Regions from separate parts of the Homo sapiens genome. Here region 1 is linked to region 2. Evidence: chromatin loops called from intact Hi-C (ENCODE). Cell type or tissue: chondrocyte. All regions are shown on one strand. Links, peaks and the distances in the headings refer to the core of each region. The heading gives the core; the rest is flanking DNA.

Evidence for each region. Peaks named below come from ENCODE experiments on the same cell type or tissue, not always from the same donor. Only the 100,000 strongest peaks of a DNase experiment are listed, where the experiment ranks them.
Region 1: it touches region 2 in a loop (2.1-fold over the local background); 4 of 110 quality-filtered maps call a loop at or near these places.

Annotation. Positions count from the first base shown.
Region 1 is chr18:57,103,778-57,107,479 of GRCh38, reverse strand. No RefSeq gene overlaps it. Among named protein-coding and RNA genes, the nearest start is that of LINC-ROR, 34 kb to the right of the region's middle. In chondrocyte, for the core only: no CTCF peak of the experiment used is centred there; no DNase peak of the experiment used is centred there.
Region 2 is chr18:57,351,638-57,356,731 of GRCh38, reverse strand. It overlaps ST8SIA3 (ST8 alpha-N-acetyl-neuraminide alpha-2,8-sialyltransferase 3), which reads right to left and starts at 4,175. Exons shown (of 4, transcript NM_015879.3): 1 at 3,707-4,175; 2 at 2,208-2,330. The coding sequence starts at 3,885. In chondrocyte, for the core only: no CTCF peak of the experiment used is centred there; a DNase peak (open chromatin) is centred at 2,931.

The sequences.
Region 1 (3,702 bases), core at 1,203-3,702, 250 kb after region 2:
CCTGGATGCATCACCTAACAAAGACTCCAGATATTAGCAGATACTACATTTACTTCTTCCCTCATTTGAGATTCCTCATTGTCCTCTAATTTTCAGCCACTGCCAAGTCCAGACCCTTCACTTTGTGCTATTTTTGGCTCTCGTTTCAGCCACTTTGCAGAATTGCTGTCCATGGTACTGATATTAGCAAAAGCAGTGACTGTCCAGCCTGAGTGGGAAAAGCAGAAGTCTATAATGATTATAAATTATAAATCTTATAAATCTTATAAATTATATATACTTAACCAGACATTTCAAAGCCAGTTCTCTTTTTTAATGTCTCACCAGGAAAGGGACTGTCAAGTGGGTGATAGCTTGTGATGTGCTGATATATGTTTAACCAATAGCTCTCCAAGAAAAAAAAAACACATAATTTGTAGTGTTTTCCAATTTCCATGATATAAGCAGCACTCCTACAATGGCTGACTTCAAGCCACTCACGAGACGTCACTAAACACAAAGCTGAGAGAAGATATGTGCAATCAGCTCTCATGGGCTAGTGCAAGCTGGCTCCACCATGCCATTAGCCATAGCCCAACATTGCAGCTCAAGTTTCTTAAACTAGGATTTTCCCAAGGCGTGACATCCCCAAGGTGGCTGAGAGTAAAAAATGGCTAAAAGTGTTTCTGAAGTAAAGCCCTTTAGTGAGATCTCAATGTGAAGCCAAGAGAACAATACATGTCTTAAGCCCAACAAGACAGACACGGGGCCCTGAAATGGAAATAGGATACATGTTATGGGCCATATACTTTTTTAAGAGCGAGAGCAAATTAGGATAAACATGATCTTGGTACTATAAAAAGCATTGGAGTTGTCTGTAGATGGGTAGCCTGTGGACACATCACTTTGATTTGCAGGCACATGGCCAAGGGAAACACCCCTAGTGTGTCCTGTGATCATGATTTTCTCAGCTCCAAATCTGAAGTGGGATATCAAAGTTCCAGGATGTCTTTTGAGGTTAATTTTGCAATCACAGATAAAATTCTATATTTTTGAATACTATTTTTATTTCTACTTACTTTTTATTAAAAATCTATTTTGATATTGTGGAAATGATAATAGCCAAGACTGCCTTTTGATTATAAATAGGAGAGACCAACTGAATCTAGACAAATGAACAATTTATTGGGAGGAAACTGGGGCACCTCACAGAAAAACCAAGACCCTAAAAGGGAAAGGATTCATCTGAGATTCAGAAACAGCTGGTACCAGGAATATGACAATATCAAGACTACTCTCTGTTTCTTGTGTCTGCTTTACTTGGATGTCAACTGTGTTATTCCTTCTCTCTACACACCCTCTTTCTCCACATAGCAGAGAACAATGGTGTTTTTCAAGCTCTGAGCCTCACAGATCCATAGTGAAATAACTGAACGCTTTTAGTCCCTGATATGTACTGAATTGTGTTCCCCCAAAATTCATACGTTAAAACCCTAACTCCCAGTGTGACTGTATTTGGAGCTAGAGCTTTTAGGAGGTAATTAAGGTTGAATGAGGTCTTAAGAGTAGACTCCTAATCCAGTAAGAATATGGCCTCCTAAAGAAAGGAAGAGAGAGAAAGAGATCTTTCTCTGTATTTCCATAAGCACTCACCAAGGAAAGGCCATGTGAGGACATACTGAGAAGGCTGCCATCTGCAAGCCAGGAAGAGAGCCCTCAGCAGAAATTGAATCAGCTCACACAGCTTCTAAAACTGTGAGATAGAAATCTCTGGTATTTAAGCCACCCAATTTATGATATTTTGTTATGGCAGTCCAAGCAGACTAACAGTCTCAAATCCAAAATTATCAAAGAAAAGATCGTTGTTCCAGGTGAAGTAACATCCTTCTTCTTGGATCAATTAACTGTGTTTCAGGGTGGTAGAATCACATGTGAACCATGTGTGTAGTGGGGAGTTCCTACACAAGGGGTATTGTTAGGCAGGAAACCCAATAGATGCCTATCTCACTATCTATTTCTACATGTCATAGGATTGGTTTAGAGAACTATGACACTCCTAATATGATTTTTAACAAATTATACTAAATAAAGAATAGAGTCTTTCATAATACCAAATACTTTAGAAAGTCACTGACTTTTTAAAAAGTATTGCTACTGGGTACTGGATGAGTTATTTCTTTCTTTTTTTTTTTTTTTTTGGACAGAGTCTCACTCTGTCATCCAGGCTGGAGTGCAGTGGTGCGATCTCACCTCACTGCAACCTCTGCCTCCCAGGTTCAAGAGATTCTCCTGCCTCAGCCTCCTGAGTAGCTAGGATTACAGGCCCAGCTAATTTTTTGTATTTTTAGTAGAGATGGGGTTTCAACATGTTAGCCAGGATGGTCTCGTTCTCCTGACCTCGTGATCTGCCCACCTTGGCCTCCCAAAGTGCTGGGATTACAGGCGTGAGCCACTGCACCCAGCTGATCAGTCATTTCTTAATCTGTTTTTATATCAAAGTCATGTGAAGGGCTTTAAAAATATGTGAACTCGATTCCCAGGCAAGATGGCCCAATAGGAACAGCTCCAGTCTGCAGCTCCCAGTGAGACCAACGCAGAAGATGGATGATTTCCACATTTCCAACTGAGGTACCCAGTTCATCTCACTGGGACTGGTTAGACAGTGGGTGCAGCCCACAGAGGGCAAGCAAAAGCAGGGTGGGGAGTTGCCTCACCAGGAAGCACAAAGGGTCGGGGAACTCCCTCCCCTAGACAAGGGAAGCCGTGAGGGACTTGCCATGAAGGATGGTGCTATCTAGTCCAGATAGTCCAGATACTATGGTTTTCCCTCAGTCTTCACAACCCACAGACCAGGAGATTCCCTCAGGTGCCTACACCACAAGGGCCCTGGGTTTCAAGCACAAAACTGGATAGCTGTTTGGGTAGACTGAGCTAGCTGCAGAAGTTTTTTTGTTGTTGTTTTTGTGTTTTTTTTTTCCCCCTGGTGGCACCTGGAACACCAGTGAGACAGAACTGTTCACTCCTCTGGAAAGGGGGCTGAAGCTAGGGAGACAAGAAGTCTTGCTCAGTGGATCCCACCCCCATGGAGCCCAGCAAACTAAGATCCACTGGCTTGAAATTCTTGCTGCACAGCACAGCAGTGTGAAGTCAACCTGGGATGCTCAAGCTTGGTGGAAGGAGGGGTGTCCACCATTACTGAGGCTTGAGTAGGAGGTTTTCCCCTCACAGTGTAAATAAAGCTACCAGAAAGTTTGGACTGGCTGGAGCCCACTACAGTGCCACAAAGCTTCTGTAGCCAGACTGCCTCTCTAGATTCCTGCTGTCTGTGCAGGGCATCTCTGAAAGAAAAGCAGCAGCCTCAGTCAGGGGCTTATAGCTAAAACTCCCATCTCCCTGAGACAAAGCCCCCGGGGAAAGGGGCTGTGCCTAGGGCAAGGGGCAGCTATGGGCGCAGCTTCAGCGGACTTAAATGTTCTGGCCTGCTGGCTCTGAAGAGAACAGCAGATCTCCCAGCACAGCACTCGAGCTCTGCTAAGGGACAGACTGCCTCCTCAAGTGGGTCCCTGACCCCTGTGCCTCCTGACAGGGAGACATCTCCCAGCAGGGGTCAACAGACACCTCATATAGGAGAGCTCTGGCTGGCATCTGGTAGATGCCCCTCTGGAACGAAGCTTCCAGAAGAAGGAGCAGGCAGCAATCTTTGCTGTTCTGCAGCCTCTGCTG
Region 2 (5,094 bases), core at 1,613-4,112:
CTTTCAGTCAATTTCTGGGTGTATTCTTTGAGGCTTGTAAATGCAACTTACAGTTTTAGCTGCCATACCTTGGTTTTCTGCTCTACGTGAAGAGTGTATCTTATTTGATCAGCAGGGAGGTATAGGGCAAATTGTGTCAGAAAATACAGGGAGACAATTTACACAGGCCTGAAAGAGCTCACATTAATGCACAAACATTAGTAACACATAGTTTGTAACTAGGGTCTACTTGTTTGCTACTGGACTGAAGTGCTCAAAGAATATCAAATATCAGTGGTGTCCAAATAAGAGCCAAATAGATATGAGTCAGTACAGCACTATCTATTATTAAAATATGAAGATGGTAATAGCAGTGGGTGTAGCTGAATATTTAATAGAAATGAGATGATAATCTCATTAAGGTCCTTTGAATAATGAAACAGGGAGTTTTTTCTACTTGATTATATAGAAACACAATTTAGTTGAATAAATCTAATCCTTAGAAAACATGGCTATTATAAATCCTGAAAATATTTCCATATTCTAGCAATTCAGTACATAAACAAGGCAAGACTGATACTTAGAACTAATTTCACGTTGCTTTCATATTGAGCTTTAAGTAAAATTAAGTATCTCTTCTTAAAGTTTAGCTATTTAAAACATTCAAGAGAGACTGGTAACATGCTACTGCTGCTAGATTCTCCGATGTTAAGTAAACCCAGTGAATTTCTTATAACTTTTGCCTAAATGTAGCAGGAATGAAATGAAATGCTTTGCACATCATCCGTTGCTTGGAATTTTAATTTAAAAATGACTTCATTCTTCAAAATAGAGGCAACAGCAACTGAAATCTTTGAAACTCCCCAAGTTACCAGTACCACTCTTACAAGTTGTTAAAAAGGTAAGGCAGATTTAAAATGCTACTGGTAAAAATTTAATGAAAGATTATCTAATTAATTAAAATGAGCGAAGTTTTGAGAAGGAAATATTCTTCTGACTGGTCATTTGGGTCACATGGCCTAGTGTGGGAAGAATATTTTTTATTGAGTTAGAAACATGTTTTGGGGAAAGCTAGAATGTGTTCTACCCATGAAAACGTTCTGGGTTGTCCATAAAATTAATATTGAATTAAAACCCAATTATTAAAAAAACACTTCTAGAGTTTTAGAATTGATCAATTTTCATGAACTAATTTATAATTAAACATAAGTGTTTTTAAAATGTTAATCATATGACTGTATGCTGACTTTTCATCTGAACAGTATTTTCATGAGACCATGAATACCCACTGAATTTGTTTTAATTCTGCCCATAGATTAAACTTTTAAAAGAGAGAGAGAGCAATAACTAGAAATGCTAAGATCAAAACACAACTCCCTAAATAGAGTGGTTTGTAAAATAAGTATTCACACTTCTAATGAATACGCTAGATGGCTCACATCCCATTTAGCAGTAAAATAATCCCACCATGAAGGAAGGAGTAATGAGTTATCGTGGTTTGCTAAGAGTAGACCAGAATCACTGAGCAGAATAAATACATTTGAACAAATCTCATCCTTCTTCCACCTAAAAAAACAAAACCTCAAAACCATCTTATGTGTATAAAATGAAACCGCTACAATTAGTAGGAATTAAGTTAGGTACCTTTACAGTAAGTTAAAAGCTGTAAAGACAATGAAAACAGGCAAAACCAAAACAAAACCATAGTTAAATATCTACATACATTTGGGCCAGCATTTTCACGAGTAATTTGATGGAGACAGATTATGGCATTTTCCGTGTGTTTCAAAGAAACAATACCACTTTATTCTATTTTTCAAGTTTTTTTCAGTGAGGAAATGAAAATGCATTGGGTGGTCTTTTTGCAACTAACCTTTTGTCTGTTTTTTTTTTTTAAATAGATGGCTTTGGCAGTACTTGCCAGACTTGTTAGCTGTAAATCATGGTGCTCAATCAAGCCCAAGTGGAATGCTTTTTTTTTTTTTTGCTATTCAAATTGGTCCTGATATGTCCTTTTTATGAGAGGACACTACACACACAGGAGAAGGTTCCTGATCATTGCTTTGTGCAGTCATGCCAAGAAAACAATGCAGATACACCTGATGGTGAGGGTGGGGCGTATAGATGTTTGTTGTTTTAGATGTTTTTGTTTGCTTGTTTTTGTTTTGTTTTGTTTTGAGCTCTTGAATTCTTAAAAGCACCTTTTGGATCTTTTCCTCCTATCCTACCTTTGATGTAAAAACGCTGTCCGATTAAATTTCCACTTAGAAGGTTTCTCTTGGAGTTCCTGGGTGAGAGAATTCGTAATGGGCACGAATGACGGGTCTAGAAACTTCAGCGCAAATTGTGACCTGGAGAGGAGCATGAGCACAGACAAGCGTGCTGGCCTCAGCTCGGGGAAGCCGAGGTAGCCATTAAAGTGCAGCGGCTGGGGCGAGGGCGGCTGGTACGCGTGCGGGCTCCGTTCCGTCCCGGAGCCCCTCTCATTTGGTCCACCCTCTGCTCCCACACACACCCGAGAGAAAAAAAGAAAACTAGGGAACCCCATCTGCATTGTCCATCCCTCCGGGTGCCGGAGAGACCATAAAATGGCCGTCATGCGGAGAGCAGGGCGCACGCCGGGCGCAGGGCTGGAGCCCGCGGCGCTGCGAGGACCAGGGAATCAGCACCGCGGACAGCGGCCGCCCCGCCAGCCTGACCCGCTACGCCTTTGCAGCCCCATAGAATTGTTTTTGGAGAAAGGGCAGAGGAAACCGGAGACCCAGGGAAAGTCTGGGGGTGGTTCCTGCCTTAACCTCTTCCTTCCCAAACCCACGTCCGATTTCACTTCCTATAACTTGGCTGGGGACCCCCGGGGGCCGCCGGCCTACTCCGCTCCTCGGTCCAGGCGAGGCTCCTCTGGGTTCCTCGCCTCGGTCCCAGCTTGGACCACAGGTGGCACTTTGTAGTTGCCACCTGCCCGTCAGGAGGCCCTGCTGGGAGAGTTCCCGGGGTCACAGAGCGGGGCGGGGGCTCTCGCAGAGCGGCGTCAAGCTGCGCCTGGAGCCTTCACAGGCCGGCCCAGCGCGGAGCGGTGACTCCGACCTGGCGAGGGTGGGCGGCCCTTCCGAGGCTCGCTTCCCGCAGGGGGCGGGGGAATTGCAGAAATCCCGGAAAGCTGGTGGGGGGCGGTGGCTGCGGGGGAAAGGGTTGAGAGAGAACGCCCCAGGGGCTTCCTGAGAATAAACCCGCGTGTCCTTTGATAGGCGTGGGGGAGTAAAGGAGGAGGGCGCGAGGGGAGTCCGGCGCCTGCGCCATTAAACCGCCAGCACCGCCCCGGGCCCGGCCCGCGGAGTCTGCGGACAGGGCGCGGGGAGGGCGCTCCCCTCACGCCTGTCCATCTCTGCTCGCCGCCCCCTCCCGAACAAACACACCGTCTTTCCCTCCACCCTCACCCTCCTGAAAGCCTCCCCCAACCCCCATTTCTGAAATGAGGGAAGGGATGCTGAGGAAGAATACGAGAAATGCAATCACATCGATTTGGACAGCGGCTTCTAGGGGCTTTGGGTTAAAAAAAAAATAACAGGGAGGGGGAAGGGAGAATTAGAGAGAGGAGTGGAAGGACCGCGCAGTTATCTGGCCCAAAGAGTCTCGGAGAGGCCAAAACACCCCTCCCCCACGCCTTCCCTTCCCCAAACACCCCATCAACCAAATTCCCGAGGGCACTAACACAGAGGCCCGCACTCACCGGAATCCCGCGTGGAACATGTACATTCGGGGCGCCCCCGGGCTGGCGTACTTGGGAGTGGTGAAGATGTTCTCCTTTTTCAGGGACACGTAGCTGATGAGCGATAAAATCAGCAGGGCGACGCTGAGCATGACCAGCCCCAGCACACTGGCGACCCGGGCCATTTTGCAGTTTCTCATCCCGGGCTGGGCTGGGTTCAGGGAAACCGGGGAAATCGGTCCATTGAGCGGCCAGCAGCTCGCTGGCGTGTATATATGTGTGTGTGTGTGTGTGTGTGTGTGTGTGTGTGTGTGAGCGCGCGCGCGTGTGGCGGAGGAGGGGGACCCGGGCGGGGGTGGGGGGAGGCCACCGGGGCCGGGGGTTGGGGCTGGCAGGAGCCCCGGAGAGCAGCGGGACCCCGTAGGCAGGGGCGCGCGGGGCCCGGTGCCGAGCAGGAAGATGGAGGGGCTGCGCGGCGGCGTGGCGAAGGAGCGCGCAGCGCCGTGCGTCCCCGGCCGCCGGCTCAGGCTCCCCCGCGCGTTTCCAGCGAGGCTGCCATCTCCTCCGCCGCCTGCAAGATAAATGTGATTGGAATAATGTTACAGTTCGATCTAAGCACAGGATTTAATTAATGAACTCTAATCTCCCAAATAACCGGGGGGAGGGGGTGCAGGAGAGGGAGGGAGTAGAGGGAAATGGTGGAGGGAGGGGGACTGAGGCTGCCAGGCTGCAGCCCGAGCCTACGGCCTCCCCGGCTGAGGGTGCCGGCGAGGAGGTGGCTGTGGGGAGACGGGATCCCAAACTTAGTTTAATGGACCATTCATTACTTTATAATATCACGGAATAGAGAGACAAATAACCGGATTTGCTGTCCTGGAGGGTAAACAACAGCTGGGTGCTTCTCAAAGAAGCAGGGAGGATGGTTTTTGGAAGGCAGCTATTTAAAAGCATCTCCCCTCGTTAAGGCACCGCCCCGGCCCCCTGCCCCCGCCATCCTCCCACCCCAAAGGAAGCTCCAAACAGCAACTGGGCCTGCCTGCCTCGGGAGCCCTTAAAACCTTCTTGGAATTTGCCAGAATGACTCCCCTGTGCGCCTTGTATGCCCACCACATACTTCACTTATCCCTAAAGGGTGGGTAGTGCCTAGCAAAGTTGCGAGGTGACCTGTGAGTCGGGAGGGCCTGCCTTCCTCTCCCCTTTCCGTCTTCCAGTGGATGGACAATGTGCTTGCCCCTGACTTGACTGGGCCTGTTGAAGTCAGCCCTGGTTTAACTCTCCGTTGCCCACTCTTCAGATCCATCCTTCGGGCCTGGTCTCCTGATGGGCTAGGTGGCCTGAGCCTCCCAAAAGCTGAGGCCATTAAAAAACACAGAACTTTTTATGAAGCAGCCCAAGAACCAAATAATAGA